2 separate regions of the Homo sapiens genome follow, and region 2 is linked to region 1. Evidence: chromatin loops called from intact Hi-C (ENCODE). Cell type or tissue: CD14-positive monocyte. All regions are shown on one strand. Each heading gives the region's core, and the rest is flanking DNA. Links, peaks and the distances in the headings are about the cores only.

Evidence for each region. A loop is a pair of places that touch in the nucleus more often than their neighbours do. Peaks named below come from ENCODE experiments on the same cell type or tissue, not always from the same donor. Only the 100,000 strongest peaks of a DNase experiment are listed, where the experiment ranks them.
Region 2: it touches region 1 in a loop (1.9-fold over the local background); 1 of 110 quality-filtered maps calls a loop at or near these places.

What each region holds. Positions count from the first base shown.
Region 1 is chr3:72,105,903-72,115,017 of GRCh38, reverse strand. No RefSeq gene overlaps it. Among named protein-coding and RNA genes, the nearest start is that of LINC00877, 10 kb to the right of the region's middle. In CD14-positive monocyte, for the core only: no CTCF peak of the experiment used is centred there; a DNase peak (open chromatin) is centred at 4,897.
Region 2 is chr3:72,200,436-72,209,550 of GRCh38, reverse strand. LOC124909393 (a long non-coding RNA gene) reads right to left here and starts at 3,534. Exons shown (of 2, transcript XR_007095959.1): 1 at 3,242-3,534; 2 at 1,836-2,413. RefSeq lists enhancers at 5,260-5,795, 5,796-6,332. In CD14-positive monocyte, for the core only: no CTCF peak of the experiment used is centred there; no DNase peak of the experiment used is centred there.

The DNA.
Region 1 (9,115 bases), core at 2,027-7,026:
AGAGCTGTCCAGTGAGTTGTAGGGAGAACATTCCATTCCTTTAGTATTTGGCAAGAAGGTGTCCTTGCACTGTAAGATTTCCAGGGCCGGTCAAACATAGCAAGGAACATGTCTTAACTCCAGGCCCTGCAGAAGCAGAATGGCATGTGTCCAACGGGTTTTCAGTCAGTATTGTATATGGAGAAATTATTGAATTGAATTCTTGCCTCCAGACAAAATATATTAAACTTATGGAGGATGTCACGGTTTTCCGTGGCTGACCCTCTCTCTCCCATTTGTCTTGGTCCCTGCTCTCAAAAATACCTTCCTTAATTAGTCTTGCTGCAATTTACATCAGCTTCTACTTGCCTTGCACCCACATTTATTACCCTAAGAGACAATATGACATACCGTGGGTTAGAGATTGAGCATCAGAGTTGGATAATAGGTTCAAATCCTACCTCTGCCTCTTATTAGTTGTGTAACTATTGGTTGTGTAACTAAAAGCAATGTATTATTTTTTGGTCTATAAAACAGGAGCAGCAATAATAGTTCCTATCTCATTGGGTTGATGGGAGGATAAAGTGAAATTCCTTGGACTTGGGGCAAAAAAGCAACAATTGCCTGTCTAAAAGTCTTCTCTCACAATACATTCCTTGGCTTTACCAAAATGCAAGAAATTCTCAAGTTTCTCCTTCATTTTTGTGTTAAATTATTTAAGGCTCCAGTTTAAAATGAAAATATTGGGGAGTTCCTAGAGAATAAATATTACGCATGGTTTATCTTTGTATCCCTGGCATCTAACCTATAGAAGATGGGCACTTAATGGTTGTTGAACGAACAGTGTCCAATGGCTACATGAAGTCACTGTGATAGTAATAACAGCAGCTAATCCTGAACAACTGTTTACTAAGTACCAGATTATGTTCTAAGTGTTTCACATATATATTGAGTTATTTAATTCTTATGACAACCTACAAGGTAGGTAGTTTCATCACTGTCATTCTATAATAAGGAAACTGAGGCTATAGAGAGATTAATTTCCCCAAGTTCACGCAGTTTTTAGATGTGATCTTGGAAAAAAAACCAAGGTAACTTTAGAGGGAAACTAAGCTCTGTCCCAAGAACTCTTGTCTGATATCACCTCCCCAAACCTTGTTGGGTGGGAGGTGGAGGTAGGCTGTGGCTTTTCTCCAAAGAGCAATTGCACTTCACGTCATCCATTCTCAATTTCCACTCTGGTTGTCCTCCATGGCAGTCCTCCAGCCCAACACATGTGCTCAGGCTGTTGGCCAGGAGCTAAATTTATTTGAGAGCCCAGGATTCAAACAGGTACATAAATTACACATATACAGCCTCATTCCTCAGTTCAGCCTGATACAGTGGTATACCCATCAGAGTTTACAGGCAATTTACTCCCACTCCTAAGCTATCTGGTCCTGTGGTGCTGTCAGCTGCTACCCCCACCCCATGCAGCAGGCACCTTATAAAAGATGACCCTGGTGGATTCTCCCCCTGTCCGTAGCCTTAGTTTTGAACTCCGCCCAACTTAGTCCTTGCATCCTACTCTGTCACTGTGTCACATCTCTGACCTTGTGGCTTCTCATACCTTTAGTGCTGTCCATTGACCTTAGGATAAAGTGTAACCCCCTCACAGTGACTCACGGAGCCCACCTCTCCAGGCTACCTCCCAACCAGCCTCACACCTTCCTGACCTTCCTTACTGTCTTACAAATAGCAGGATGTTTTGTTGCCTCTATCATCCACACTGCCATAAAGACCAGAGAGTAATTTTTTTCTTAAATATTAAAGATCAGTCCTTTGGTGATGGAAAAGGTTGTGTCCACCAAGATAATTCTCATTTTGCTAGGACTGGATAAATACCAGTCAACTGCTCACAATTCAAATCACTTTAAGTCTCCTCAGCCACGGAATTGATTTCTGCTTTTATGTTTACTCTAGTGGTATTGTATGGAGGCCTTTCAGAGGAAATTTCAGGAAGGTCCACATAACAGAAGCTTCATAGACTCCTTAAACAGCTTTTAGAAAAGACATTTCCTCCTCCAACTATGATATTTGGGCAGGGTTGGGGGGTGGGCAGGGAGTTAAAAGTCCAGGAGACTGAAGGCCTCTGGAAATAGGACCTTATTTGGGGTGTCTTCTGTAGAACCTAGCATTTGCTGAACTGAACAAAAAGAAAAGGAGTCTGGGTAGGGAGTTTTAAGGAATGAGAAAAGAAGGAAGAAGTGAAGCTAATATTTATTGCAGATCTGCAGCGAACCCTCAGTTTGCCAAGTGTTTTACATTCTGTCATTGCCTTCAATCCTTACTACAATTCTATGAAGAAAGAGTATCCCCATTTTACAAGGAAGGAAACAGGCCCAGAGAGGTTAAGTAAGTTGCCTAGGGTCACACAGCTAGTGACGAGCAGCAGCAGTATCTGAACTCCAGTCTCATTTTCCTTCTACAATACTGACTTCCCGATTAAAGTCAGGTAAACCATTGCTCACCCTCAGCCCAAATAGGTCTATATGTTTTTCCCTGTTCCCACAAGACCCTTTTTTTAAACCTCTGCTGAGCACCTCTTGATGTCTCAAGAACCTACTATTCAATCAAATTTCAAGTGTTGTCAGAATTCAGAAGTTTTAGAAAGCTGGCAGATATATAGGTTTTAAAAATAGAATGGCAGCATTAGTCAGTGTTTGGGATCTACTCTCTGGACACTCAGGAGAGTGTCAGAAATCTGATTGGATAATTACTGAAGTTTCACTCAAATGTGCCTGCATTATGAAAATACAGTCTTCTTTGCATTTTAATTATGGAAAATATTTGGGTTGTTAAACTATTTCTAACAAGGAACATTTATTTTTTAAAGGAACTTAAATTTTTGTTAAATACTGAAATATATTTGGGGGATGTAATTACTGTAAATATATGGAAATAGGACCACTTGGGTAATATGTTACCAGTTGCCAATTTCTCATGCACTTAAACAATCTGTCTCCTTTCAAAGTATGACAGTTGGCAGAAATTCTTGGGCATATGAGAGATTGTGATTGTTTTCAGACATTAAAAATCAGCCTTCAGACCATCAATGCTGCACAGATCTAACTTCATCCTCCTTCTGCCTCTATCCTACAGGCATCACCTCGCACAGAGTAGACTCACTTGGTGTGTGCATGGGGGGAACTGGATTTGATACTTTCTACCTTCACTCTGGGTGGCTAAGGGCTGTTCTCCCCTCATGTAGAGAATCCATCAGCTGCCGGGAGAAGCCAATGAAGCATGCGAGACCCAGGAACTAACTCTATTTCCTAGCAACCAAGGAAAACCATTTCTCCTCTGTCAGCAGGAATGCTCAGATTTATGTAAGCTACAAATGCCCGTTATCACCATATTAAACCATATAGTTGCAGGCGGTATTTACAGCCAGCTAATCGTGGCACTCTATCCTGGCAGCCCCCAAGCTGGCAAGTTTCCCATTTGGAGCCCCCCAAAACTATGATTAGGTGGATGCTGAGTACTAATTTAGTTAACAGCAGTGCCTGACAAAGCTACTAACCATCTAATTATGAAGGAAGATTACTGATACCATTAATTGAGTGGTTGTAAACCTCTGGTAAAGTCAGATGGTAGTAAAGTCCATTTTCAATTTACTAGGCTATTAAAAGTATTTCTGACTATAAAATAAACAGACACAAAGCATACTAAACAGGCTAATATGGAAACATAAAAAGAAAAGGGAGAAGCTTGTCATGCAATTAGTGGTCGTGATTAGCTGTGCCACAGACCCAGCGGTGGAAATTAAAGATTAATTTATGACAGTGCTCTGGCAAAGGAGGTTTTCTGGCGACTGCTCTGCCTACAGGTGGGCGAGGCGCTTGTCATTTCAATTGCCAAAAAACCACCTCCAGCTTAGGCGAGGCTTCGGGCTTCCTTGGGACTGTTGTTTCTATTACCTGTAACTGAAGATGCTTTACTGATACATGTCCTCACTTAGAGCCTCTGTTTCCCTGCACGAATAGGTTGGTTAGGGGCCTTGCAGTTCTAAAAGATCCTAGAATTATCCATTCCCATGTCCCGTCCTACCGACCTGGGTCCCTGCTGTCCCCTAAATAGAGTTCACATGTTCATGTGCCTGTCCCTTCACCTGGGTGCTCTGCCTTCCACCTACTCAATGCATGGGCTGTCTTGGTTTCCACAATCTGGAGAGTTCTCGTAAGGAACCCGTCTCTGCACCCCTCACTTGCCATCCATCCTTGCCACCTCTTCCCTGTTTACACTTTTCATTCATCCAGCTTATAAAAGTTTCTGGAGTGGAGGCCAGGCCCAGTGTCTCATGCCTGTAATCTGCATTTTGGGAGGCTGAGGCAGGTGGATCACCTGAGGCCAGGAGTTTGAGACCAACCTGACCAACATGGCAAAACCCCGTCTCTATAAAAATACAAAAATTAGCCAGGCGTGGTGGCACACACCAGTAATCCCAGCTACTCAGGAGGCTGAGGCATGAGAATAGCTTGAACCCAGGAGGCAGAGGTTGCAATGAGCCGAGATCATGCCACTGCACTCCAGCCTGGGTGACAGAGCCAGAATCCATCTCAAAAAACAAACAAAAAAAAAAGTTTTGGAGTGCTTATAGAGGTGTGCGGATTGACTGAGAGTAAGCATTCCAGGGGCATGACGCATGTCACCTGGAAGTGAAGGAAAATTGGGAAGAGGGGAAGAAGGAACCTGCCAATATCTAGAAATAACAAGAACAATATTTAGTGTGGAGTCTTGTTATCCAAAGGACCTTCACAGTGAGACGTCCAGAAGCAGCTGTGAAGTAGACCAATAGACATCCTGCCAATCTCACCAGTACACAGATGGAGGCTCAGAGAGGAGAAGTGGCCTTGTCTGGAGTTTCACCATCAGCCAGTGTGAGGACCGGGAACAGAAACCACGGCTCTGGTCCATGTTCTGATGGGCCAAGCAAAAGGACTACTCTAGGGCCGGGTGCAGTGCCTCACGCTTGTGATCCCAGCACTTTGGGAATCCACCCAAGGCGGGTGGATCGCTTGAGCCCAGGTGTTCAAGAGCAGCCTTGGCAACATAGTGAAAACCCTATGTCTGCCAAAAATACAGAAATTAGCCAGTCTCATAACCCAGTCTCAGAATATAAATAAATAGATTTTAAAATTAGAAAAAAAAAAAAAACTCTTCTGCGGGATAAGTGTCGGCCACGTGCCAAGTTCCTTATCCATAGCATGACTGGAACTTCTCAGACTCCACTTTGAGAATGAGCCCTAATATCTGGCTTCCTCAAGGTGAAATGAACACTTCACACACAAACAGAAGCTGGGGCACACGGCCTTTTTTACCAGCTTCTTTTCTCACAGGACAACCAGCGATTGCTTCACCAAAATTTTAGTCACCCTATCACCTTCTTGTTTCTCAAACTGTGGTCGCTGCACCAGTGGCATTTCTGGGAGCAGGTGAGAAATCTAAATTCTTAGACTCCACTCCAGGCCTCCTGAACCAGAATCTGCTGCCTAACAAGATCCCAGGTGTTTCCTGTGTGCGTGGAAGATTGAGAAGTACAGGCGCCAGTTGCTAGCTCTGTTCTCTGTCCAACTCCTGGGTTCAAGCGATCCTCCTGCCTTGGCCTCCGAAAGTGCTGGGATTACAGGTGTGAGCCACCACACTCAGCCTGACTTCACTTTTTTCCCTCTTCCCCAGTGAAATTTACAGTCCTTTAGTCTCTTTTTCTATCCCACTGGGGACCTTAGTCTCCTTGCTGGTCTTTCGCCCCTCTTCTCCCTCTCAAAACTACAAAAGGGGAAAAATGATGTGTCTTGCAAATGAGCGTTTAGGACTTGTGGTAGGCCGGATGGTGGGAGGCACCAGTTTTTCCTGAATCGTGGCAGGACAAGGATCATCTGAGGTGCTTGTTGAACATACAGCCTCCTTGTCCCATCTCTGGAGATTCCCCAAAGCACTGGTTCTAGGACAGGGTGGGGTGTTTGTGTGGGTAAGTAATGCCCACAGGGGACTCTTTTCCTGAGGGAAGTTCAAGGATTCTCTGCTCGCACCCTGTGGTTTGCAGCCCCCGCTGTGCATTAGAACCACCTGGTGAGCTTTTAAACCAACTGAAGCCAAGAATGCACTCACAGCAATTCCATTTGATTGGGTGAAGGTAGATCCCAGGCATTTTGCCTTTTTTTTAGGTTCTCCAGGTAATTGTAATGTATAAGCAGTGTTCACAACAACAGTCTCAATACAGGTTCTCAAAATGTGGCCCATGGACCAGCAGTGCCAGCACAACCTGTGAACTTGTCAGAAATGCACATCTGAGGGGCCCACCTTCCAGAACTACCACATCAGAAATCTGGAGGTGGGCCAGTTATCTATGCTGTAATAAGTTCTCCAGACAACACTGGTTACATAATTTTTAGGGGCTACTGCAAAATGAAAATACACAATCCCTTATTCAGAAATTCAGACTTTCAAGACAGTGACTGCATGGCACTAAGCCAAGCAGAGAGCCCTCTGCGCATGGAGCCCTGTGTGACTACACTGAACATGCACCCATGAAGGTGACTCTGTATCCAAGTGACTCCGACGCATGCTAAAATCTGAGAAACGTCCGGGAGCGGTGGCTCACTCCTGCAATCCCAGCACTTTGGGAGGCCGAGGCGGGTGGATCACTAGGTCAGGAGATCAAGACCATCCTGGCTAACACGGTGAAACCTTGTCTCTACTAAAAATACAAAAAATTAGCCGGACGTGGTGGTGGGTGCCTGTAGTCCCAGCTACTCAGGAGGCTGAGGCAGGAGAATGGCGTGAACCCGGGAGGTGGAGCTTGCAGTGAGCCGAGATTGCGCCACTGCACTCCAACCTGGATGACAGAGCAAGACTCCATCTCAAAAAAAAATCTGAGGACCTAGAGTCTAGATTCTCCTGCTGGCCTATAGCTCATGTTTCTGTTTCTTGGCATGATCCGAGGGCGACACTCAGGACTTGTAAGGCACTAGCTCTGGGATGATGATAATAATAGAACCATTCATTGATCATGTGTGACGTACCGGGCCCTGGCCTTGGCACTTCCCAGGCATTATCTCACTCAAGTCTCATCACACCCTCAGGAGGCAGATCTGTTAGCTTCATTCGCATTGTACAGATGGGAAAACTGAGCCAAGGCCAATGGTGATTAGTTGGTTGAATATTTCGAATGTCACCTTCCTGCCTGCTCCTTCACCCTTCCCACTGCTGCAGTCATTATCAACCCTGAGACCATCCTTACTCCTAACTCCATGAGTGAGGACTTATTGGAACAGAATTGCCTGAAAGGTCTCTAACTAGGAGCCTAGCCTTTTCTCCAGCAGGATAGAAAGGTTTATAATCACAGGTTTTCTGCTTATTGTGCCAATGAAGAATTGGAGGTTCAGACAGGGGACAGAGCTAGCAAGCAGTGAGTCAAGATTTGAATCCAAGACATGTTGATCTCAAGGGCTACCGCAAGTCCTAAACACTCGTTTACAAGACACATCATTTCCCCTCTTTTGTAGTTGTGACAGGGAGCAGAGGGGTGAAAGGCCAGCAAGGAGACTAAAGTCTTTAGTGGGTTAGAAAAAAAGACTAAGGACTGTAAATTACAGTGGAGAAGAGGAGGAACTCTAAAGTGAAGTCAGGCTCGGTGGGTGTGGCGGCTCACGCCTATAATCCCAGCACTTTGGGAGGCCAAGGCAGGAGGATCGCTGGCGCCCAGAAGTTAAGACCAGCCTGAACAACATAGTGAGACCCCGTCTCTATAAAAAAATATAAAAAAATTAGCTAAGCATGGTGGCGTGCTCCTGTAGTCCCAGCTACTTGGGAGACTGAAGTAGGAGGATTGCTTGAACCTGGAGGTTGAGGCTGCATTGAGCTATGATTGTGCCACTGCACTCCAGCCTGGGTAACAGAGGGAGACCTTGTCTCAAAAAATAAGATAAAGTGAAATTGACCTCATGTTCAATCTGGCCACCAGTTTGTTGGATATGTTACCTCTCTGAGTCTGATTCATCTTCTATAAAATGGGTATAATATCTATTTGTATTGGATAATTGTAAAAATTCAATGAGATTACGGTTTAAACAAGCCAAAGAGTGTAATCTGACTCCTGCCACAGAGCAAATGCTCACTAAAAGGTGTTATTACTGTTGAAAGGGCCTTTGCCCAGGCTGGTGGGATTTTGAGTATCCTTGCCCCACCACTCCCATGTGATGGAGCTGAATAAATCAGAAAATTCAAGACAAAGCTGGGAGGTCTGGGGCTGTGTCCCAGCTCCACCACAAAGTCATTTAGACCTTGGATTTGTCCATACTCCATTCCAGGCCTTGGTGTCCTCATCTGACAGTATCAGGTCTGAACCAGTGAGCTGTAAGGCTCTCCAAAGCCCGGCTTTACTCTGAGCATGGAAGAATCCATTTGCATTGGAAGCCTCGTTCCTGAGCACTTGGTTTATTGGAAGATATTTGAAAGAAGACTGAGAAGGGACAGGTTCCAGGGGCAAGTTGTCTTGAGGTTTGAATCTGGCATCTGCTAGCTATTAACTGGAAAAAGCTTGGAAACATAAAATCCTCTATGTGCTGACCCTTGGGGACCTGGCTTCAAAGGTGGTCCTCACACTGCTATTAAGACAATCACAATCCTTGGCCCTCCATGAGCCCCAGATCTGAATTCTGAATAACATACATTGTGCTGAAGCTTCAGGAGCTTCAGAACACGCTACTCCAACATATGGCACCTTGGCATATTGAATATTTAAAGCTGAAGGAATTTGAGAAAGAGCAGGTGCAGCAAGGACTCTCTGACCTTCCCGGAAGCAGGTCATAAGCCCCTCATGTGAGAGGTCCCCTCCCTGTACCGGGAGCAAGGAGCATCCTTCTCTCTGAAGACAGAGGAACCCTGAGAGGAATCCACATGAACAGGCCTTGCTAAGTGTCCCCAGCTCACTATTCGTAGCCCACATCCTTTTTTCCTATCATGGTTTTCCATTTTCCACTCTTACCCAAACTGGTAACTGTTTAACTGTTTTTTTGGGGAATCTTCATTTTCCTATAAAGGCTGCTGTGTCACATAAAACTTGTATGAAATAAATTACATGCTCTTCTTCTGT
Region 2 (9,115 bases), core at 1,694-6,693, 95 kb before region 1:
CTTTCTCCAGGACACTCCCATCCCCTCTCTCATTCTCTCTCCCCCTAAATATATTAATTATATGTAATAATACACATGCACACACACACATGCATGTATATTTTCCCTCTCTCCCAAACCTTTGAGAGTAATAGCAAACATATACCTTTACTTTAGTAGGTGTTTTCTAAAAACAAAGACATTCTCTTAACATAATCACAGTCGTACAATGATCATCATCAGGCAATTAACACTGATGCAATACTACTATTTAATCCACGGACCTCATTCAGATTTTTTCACTTATCTCAATACTGTCCTTTTATAATAACAGAAACTCCCAATCATGTGTTGCCTTTGGTTCTCATGTCTCCTTGATCTTCTTTCATCTGGAACAGTTTCTCTGACTTTCCTTGTGTTTTGTGACACTGATATTTTTGAAGTGTATAAGCCAGCTATTTCATAAAGTATTCCTCAATTTGGATATTTTTGAAGTGTATAAGCCAGCTATTTCATACAGTATTCCTCAGTTTGGGTTTGTCTGATGTCTCCTCATGAATGGACTCAGTTTCTGCACTTCTGGAAGGAACACCACGGTGCAGAGTGTGGCCTTCCTAGTCTGTCCTATCAAGCCGCCCTTGATGTTGGTCTGTCCTGTGACTGAGAGGTTAGGTTTGTGCACTGTAAAGTTCCTTCTTACCCTGGTCAATCAATTATATTATGAGAAGATAGTTTGGGGCCATGTAAATATCCTGTTACTCCTCAAACTTTTACCCACTGGTTTTAGTATTTGCTCATGATTCTTGACAGAATTATTTATTATTATGATGGGTCAAATGGTGATTTTCTAATGTCATCGTACCTTTAACTGTACTGTTGGCTTTTTACTGTAAGGAAGAGCTTTCACTTTTCCTCTCTCTCTCCCTTCCTCCCCTTCTCCCCAACTTCCTTCTTCTCTCCCTCCCTCCCTTTCTTTATTTCCATAAATTCATGAAGCGTTAGTTTGTTCAATGCGTTATACTCGCTTGCTATCTATATTAATGTTCAAGGTATCCCATATTTGGGCAGTAGGAGCCCCATCAGCCTGGCTGTTGGTTCTTTGGACATGTGTCCATCAGTCTTTGAGCACTTCCTTACTTTCTGGGGCAATAAGATATTCCAGGCTCAGATTTTTCTGAGGTCCACTGAAATACTCTGGGGGTGGCACCTCCTAGAAGGGTTTTTGCAGTTTAACACTTACCTGACTGGACCAGGAGAATTTTAGTGAATGACATTGGTAGGATGATGCCTACTGTATTTTTAAGAGCATCAAAAAATGCCACGTTTGACTTTCAACAATAGATGTTTTCCTGAAACACTGTAAAAAGTGGAATTTGGTGGGGGTGGAGGGGGGTATTAAATTTTGTTTAAATTTTGTTTAAAGAACACAGTACCTTGTCTATACCTAACTCCACAGCATTTCTTTGTTTGTTTTTTGTTTTTTGTTTTATTTTTTTGTTTTCTTTTTGAGACAGAGTCTTACTCTGTCACCCAGGCTGGAGTGCAGTGGCGTGATCTCGTCTCACTGCAAACTCTACCTCCCCAGTTCAAGTGATTCTTGTGCCTCAGCCTCCCAAGTAGCTGGGATTACAGGCACCCACCACCATACCTGGATGATTTTTGTATTTTTAGTAGGGGTGAGATTTCACCATGTTGGCCAGGCTGGTCTCAAACTCCTGACCTCAGGTGATCTGCCCACCTTGGCCTCCCAAAATGCTGGGATTACAGGCGTGAGCCACCGCATCCGGACTCCACATTTTTAAAGCAAGTTTAATTTACGCACTTGTTCCATAAATTTCCATAAGTTTTTGACTTAGTTATCATAGAAACAGCAACTTTTATTTTCATTTCCATTTTTGAAATGAATCTTCACCAGTAATACTGTCTCTTTTAAAAAATAACAATCTTATTGCCAAGGACTCTAACAGTCAGCTGAATATTCATACCTGAGAGAGTGGTCTCTCCTATCATTGCAATGTATTTTCTTGATTCTAGAAATTTCCCTAGAGTAAAGGTTCTCATCTGAGGGCCATTTTGCCAGCAGGGAACATTTGGCAATACCTGGGGACACTTTTGGTTGTCACAACAGGGTGGGGGAGGAATTGCTATTGGCATCTGGTGAGCAGAGGCCAGGGATGCTGGTAAATACCCTCCAATGCACAGGACAGCCGCCCACAACTAAGAATTATCCTGCCCCAAATGCCAACAACGTACAGGTTGAGAAACCCTGCTTCAGGGAAAAGCTCTCTGTGGCTTCCCAAGGTATGCTTTGCAGAACGCTGATTCCCAAAAGTGCCCATTCAAAAAGGGCCTGAGGTCATTAGGAAAATGCTGCATCTTGTGGCTCAGTCTTGGAGATTCACAACACGCCCAAACATTTAAGGCCTGAGAAGACCTGCAGTCAAAACATGAAAAATACCAAGAAACTGTGTTATCTGAACTAAGTGTATTCCAAATGAACTTGCCTCTGGAATCCTGTCTTGGTGGAGTATTTTGTGAAATGCAAAACTATTCTCTGCTCTAGAAGGATGCACAGGTCTGCTTTCTATTGGCTTTAATAAATCTGACTTGTGTCCTCACAGAAGCAGCAAGAAAAGATTAGGGGGGCCCATTCCCGAATTCCTTATGAAAGATTCCCAGTGCTTCTGGTTGTCACTGACTCAATAGCTTTATATCTGCAGGAAAAGATTAGGGGGTCCCATTCCTGAATTCTTTGTGAAAGATTCCCAGTACTTCTGGTTGTCACTGACTCAATGGCTTTATATCTATTTCATGCAAACTGTCTAGGGACAGGTGTGGCACCAATGAGATGATTTTAACAGAAATGGTGTTCTTGTCTTCCATTGCCCTCCAGTAAATAAATATCAATAAATAGGGGTGTAATTAGAGCATTATTTCAAAAGTTGAGGAAGTCTATTATAAGGTAAAGTCCACAAAGGCATGTATTTCTCTAGATGTGTAATTGTTTTCAAATTTGCATTGAAACTCTTGAATATGTCTAATCAGTTTACAAATAGAGGCAAAGAAATGTGATTAATTTTGTCCTCCAAATGATAGCCAATCTCTGTTCTAGACCTTATCCCATACACAAATGACTTGGTCAAGTTTACTTTTAGTTTTTCATGTCACGGCAGAGGCCACGAGCTTCCTGAGTAACAGAATCTTAATTTTATTTGAGATAGAAAGGCATCCAATAAAAAGAGAACATTCAAGTTTTACTTACGGTTAGGGGCATATATGTGACTATGGAAATGCACAGGACCTCAGGAAGATGATACAAAAAAGCTGATATCCCCGGAAGGTATACTCCTTTGTTTTCCCCTCCCTCTACTTCTGGCCTGGAATCCACATGTAGTAGCTGAGGCTCCAGCAGCCATCTTGGGCCAGAGGGTTACTCTAAAGAAGGAAGACACTCACTTTGAGTTTAACAAAGCATAAAGACATGAGCCTGCATATCTGATGACACCATGGAGCCACCATACTATCACTAAACTATCTGTCTCTGGATTTCTCTTATTTATGTGTGAGCAAAACTTTCGAACTTATTAAAACTGTTATTTTGAATATATATGTCTTTTCAATTTTAAATAAATATGATTAATGGTTTTCCAACCATTAATTGTTGCATGTAATACATATATTAATTGTTGTTGCATGTAATACATATATGTGTGCATGCACCTACACAGACACCCCTTGAACTTGAGAATCTGTAGGGAGCTACGTTCTCCTTTAGAACAGCACGTGCTTTCCTCTGAAGATAATTTACTTTCAAAGAATACCTTGCCAAGAGCGGTCTTTTGCCCCCAGCAGAGGAAATGAGTTCTCTTGAAAACAGTACATGCCTTATTCTGCTCACTTCATATACGTTCCAAAATAAACGAGTATTCTAATGATTTAGTGCATGCCAAATGATTTGTACCATATGCCCATGTCAGGAATAAAGGGGTTCTGTGCATTTTCATATCTGAGTGTTGAATTGGACTCCTGAACTTTCTGGCCGGCTTGCACCATCAGGTGACCATCTGACTGGGACAGGGGGTGTCTAGGGCTAAGCTAGCGGTGCAGCTTCATCACAGCAGAAGGCAGGAAAGAATGTCATGAGCATGTGCACCCTTCTCTAGGAGATTTAAGTTAAGAGGGCTCTGAAGTGCTATAATTAGAGGGTTATGGAGAAGGAAGGCAACTTGTCTGCTAAGCGAGATCTCTTTTAGGATGCTCTTCTATTATTTCAGGGTTATGATGTGAATTAGCCAGCTTTTAATAGCTTCCTTCCTTCCTCCCCTTTTTCCTCCCTCCTTCCTTCCCTCTTTCTCTTTTTTCTCATACGTAGTAACAACAGTCGACACATAGCTTGTGCATTTATTAGATGATCATACATGCTCTTTATCCTCTGCTCATTTTGTCTGTGGGTATCATTATTAATATCCTCAGTGTGTAGTGGAACAAACAGACTTTAAAATGGTATGGAAAATGACATCTACAGAGACTCTATTTCCAAATAAGGTCACATTCTGTGGTCCTGGGTGGACAGAAATTTTTTTGGGAGAGGAACACTATTTAACTCACTACGGTGCCCAAGCCTTTAACTACTGGGGTACACTGTCATGTAAAGCTATCCTCATGCAATGTTTTGATTGTGTGTGCATATGTGTGTGTGTGTGTGTGTGTGTGTGTGTGTGTGTGTGTGTGTGTGTATGTATCTTCCCCTGTGGAGAAATTGTATGTCGAATGCCTAATGTGTCTCCAAACACAAGTTCTATCTTAAGAGACCAAGATGTATCCTCTTCAACAGGCATGAGGACAAGCCCAGGCCATCTGGCTTTTCCTGAGTGTCACTGCCCCATCTATCAGGCTTGCTTGTGGCCAGAAGGCTGTTTTCATACATTTTTATGGCTGCCGGAGACTCCATTAAAGGCACGTTCAATCAGCGAGCCCGACAGTGACAGAGCCCAGTTGCTCACCAATTCTCTCTCTTGAAATTTTTAGAGATCATAAAAGACTCGTAGGAAATCCTCTGGCCTCGATATTTGGGTTGCAAAGTGTCTCCTTTAGAAGGTAATGTGCTATTGAAGACCAGTGAGTCATTTGCTTTTTGCATTTCCCGGGGCCTGGATGTTAAGCCACTCTTCCCACCTGGGCCCTGGGCCTCATGCTGCAAACTCCAGGCTTGGGAATCAGGGCGCCTCATTGGAAGGGGCAGAAATAGTGCTGCTTCATCGTTTTCTTCCCCTTCTTGCTTTCCCAGGGACCAGAAATGTATCAGTAAGGTCTTGACCTTGGCCATGGTTTGGCATCACAGCAAACTTGAAGTTCTCCTCTGTGGAAACAGCCTGAGCTGGGCCATTTGCAATTGTGTGGCCTCTAGCACGTGTCCAACTGGAGCAGCATGTGGTGGACACCGGTGTTTGTCAGCCCCACATCCATGTCAGGGAAGAGCACTTTGACTTTGCTTTGGGTCTCTCCGGCTCTGCTTGGTGTCTGTGTTGCTGGTTCCCCATCCTCTGCCAGCCTCCTACCTCTGGAGGGGGCCTGATAACCACACCTGTACACATCAGACTCTGTTCCCAGACTTCTGTTGGAACCATTCACAAGCTCACTTTCCAAGGGGATTGTGCTGGGGTGGGTCTCCTGCCCTCAGACTGTGTCTCCCACTTCCTTCCTCTTCCTCTGTCTTGTTGGTATCCCTGGGGCTAACCCCTGCAGCCTGCATTTCCTGGGCATTCTTGCCATCTGGCTTCCAGCTGGGTTGGGCCAAGAAAGGCACTGGGGGAGGCTGAGGGTGAAAGTAGAGAGAAGCGGGGCTATTCCTCCCTCTCCCTGCTGGCCTTGGGAGGCATCTCCGGCAGCAGCTGCAGTTCCTCTGCGGCTCCAGTGCCCCACCAGGCTGCCCTACTCTGGCTCCAGCTTCTCTCAGGTATCCCCAAACCCCTGGGTTCCAGTTACACCATCCTTCCCTCTTTGTCTCTCTGATATAAAGGAGGCAGTGCCTTCCTCCTATCACTAATCCCTGGGTTATTCAACATGGCCATGCTGTCTTCTCAGCAGCTCCATCATCTCTGTAACCAATTCCCTGCATTCAATTTCCCCCAAGGTAAACATCCAAAGTGGCTTCTGCCACAGTCCACCACATGGAGAAAATGAAGCTAACAGGGAGGAAAGCAGCCTCTAGAGAGAGGGAAAAAGAGGAAGAGAGACGGAGTCCTGATGATGTTTTAGCTCCTGGATACAGCTATGCCTGAAGCCCTCACGCTTTCATCTATGTTAGTCAATAAATCCTGCCCGTCTCCCTGCTTTTTTCTTCTTGAGCCAGTTTGGGTTACGTTCATGTCACTGCAGTTCAGAGTCCTTTCATAGAAATATCAAATGTAGTGAGATGCACTATAAGCATTGCTTTTTGTTTTAGGTTTTTTGTTTGTTTGTTTTGCAGCAGAGAGACTAAAATGTTCTTCCTCAGAGGTAGCAAGTCTCCTTAGAGCAGATGTGTTTTGGAGGAAAATAATCAATGATTCTTTGGTTTGCCAAATGCAAGGCAAATACTAACCCAGAGTTCTGGAAAGGACTTGAATAAAAGAGTTATTCAACCTAATATTTCAATGATCTAAGCTGCACTGTTTTGTTATAGTTCTGATTCATAAAAGTCTGTGTGCACATCATGGATATACGCATATGTTAAAACTGGTTAGATTGTACACATTTTATATGCAATTTAGTATATGTTAATTATTCTTTAATAAAGTTGGAAAATGCAAAAGAAAAGCAACATATCAAAACAAAGAGACAGGAATACTATTCAGCAATGAAAAGGAATGAACTATGGTCATGCTTGATACCTTCTATTTGACCCTGCAGATGAATCTCAAACCTTATGCTGAGCGAAAGAATCTAGACACAAAAGCAGACATATTATGGCATTCCATATAGAAAACTCTAGAAAACACAAATTCAATCTAAATGACAGAAAGCAGATCAGGAGTTTCCCAGGGACAGGGGTGGAGGGAATTATCTGGAATGAGACACAAGGGAACTTTCTGGGGTAACAGAAATGTTCCATGTCTTAATTGTGGTCATGGCTATACAGGGGTATAAACTAACCAAACTAATTGAAATGTACAGTTAGAATGGGTGCATTTTATAGTTTATAAACTATATATAAACTACATATAAACACCTCAATAAATTTGATATCATAAAAAATCAACATATATATTCAATATGATAGATTTTTTTCCTCCACAAAATTCTACTACTAAATTTGCAGTATGCATTCCCACAATTGGTGCATTAGAACAGAGGAAATGAGGCTATGCAAATAAAGCCACTACAGCCCACAGAACGAGTGTTGTTGTCAATGAGAAGAAGACTTGTCTGGGCTGAAGGCAGGGGATCTTTGGGAGGTCTCTTAGCAGGCACTTCTACTTCAATTAAAAAAACCCATTGGAAGCTGGGCTCTGGCAGCGGCTTTAGGGTCCATGGGCTTAAAGTGGAGCTGTGTAAGTAGCTGGGCATGGATGGAGGGTGGGTGGGTGCAAATCCACTTTCCCCGCAGGTAGATGGTGTAGGGTCCTGAGAGACTGAGTGAGGATGGTGCTGAGGCAACTGACCATGTTCATGTGATTTTGTGGACCAACTGTCCCCACTGCTGAGTTTTAGAAATTACTGGGAATCCAGTGAACGATAACAAAATCAGTTTTGTGCACGTCACAGGATGGATTTGGATTCATTACCTGAGTATTAAAAGAACACTAACCAGGCACTGTGGTTCATGCCTATAATCCCACAGCTCAAGTGGGAGGATTGCTTGAGGCCAGGAGTTCTAGACCAGCCTGAGCAACATAGCAAGAACCCCCTCTACGAAAGATTTTTTAAAAGTTAGCAAGGCATGGTGGTGCAGACTTGTAGTCCTAGCTATGTAGGAGGCTGAGGAAGGAGGACTGCTTGAGCCCAGGAGTTCGAAGGTGCAGCTGAGCTACGATAACACCACTGTACTCCAGCCTGGTCTCACAGAGTGAGGATCCAGCTCTAAAATAAAAATAAAAATGTTTTGGCCAGGTGTGGTGGCTCATGTCTATAATTCCAGCACTTTGGAAGGCAGGAGAAGCACTTGAGGCCAGGAGTTTGAAACCAGCCTGGGCAACATAGTGAGATTCTGTCTCTAAAAAAAAAAAAAAAAAAAAAAAAAATTGGTTTAAAAAGAAAACTAATCAATTTTGGCCTCTGTCCTGATGAAGCAAGGTATATTGGTTACAATAAAATTTTGGATTGAGTCACTGAGCATGGTATGGCCCGTGGCGGGAAATTCACTCAACCTTAGAGACCTAAGTCATGTGCTGCCACAGACAAGGTTGTGCTACAGTTACTAGTGTTAAGGGGAACCAGGGAGAAACTAGAGTATGGGGTTATGGTGTTAAGAAGTATGAAATGACCCCCAGATTATGGCCACAGGGGAGGTCACAGCAGAGAGCTCTTTTGCACTTTCTCTCTCTCTCACCTTTTCTCCCCTTTCTCCTTTCTTCTGGTAAGCAAGATATTGGTTATCTAATCTTGTATGCCAAGCTATCCCCAAATTTGTCAGCTTAAAAACAACACACATTTACTACGTTACAGTTGCTGTGGGCTAGGAATCTGGTCATGGTTTGGTTGGGTCCTCCAGCCCAGGGTGTCTTATACATTGTAATCAAGATGCTGGCTTAGGGACTGTGGTCTCATCTGATGGCACAGCTGGGGTAGGATCCACCTCCAAGTCACTCAGTGATTTTTGGTAGAACCCCTCCTGAGTTATTAGACTAAGCACCTTAGTTCCTCACTGGCTGTTGGTCAGAGGCTTCCCTTGGTTCATTGCCAGGGAGCCCTCTCCATCAGGGCAAAAAGACAAGAAAAGTCAGAAAGAGAATGTCAGAGAGAAGTCCCAGCTTTTGCAATCTGATTTCGGAAATGGCATCTCATCATGTTTGCTTCATTCTATTTGCTAGAAGCAAGTCCCTTGGTCCACACTCAAGGGTCAAAGATTACTCCTGACATGAATAACACTGCCAAGGATATGAATAACAGGAGGTAGGGTCATTAGGGTGTGAAAGGAAAATAAATCTTGGGGCCC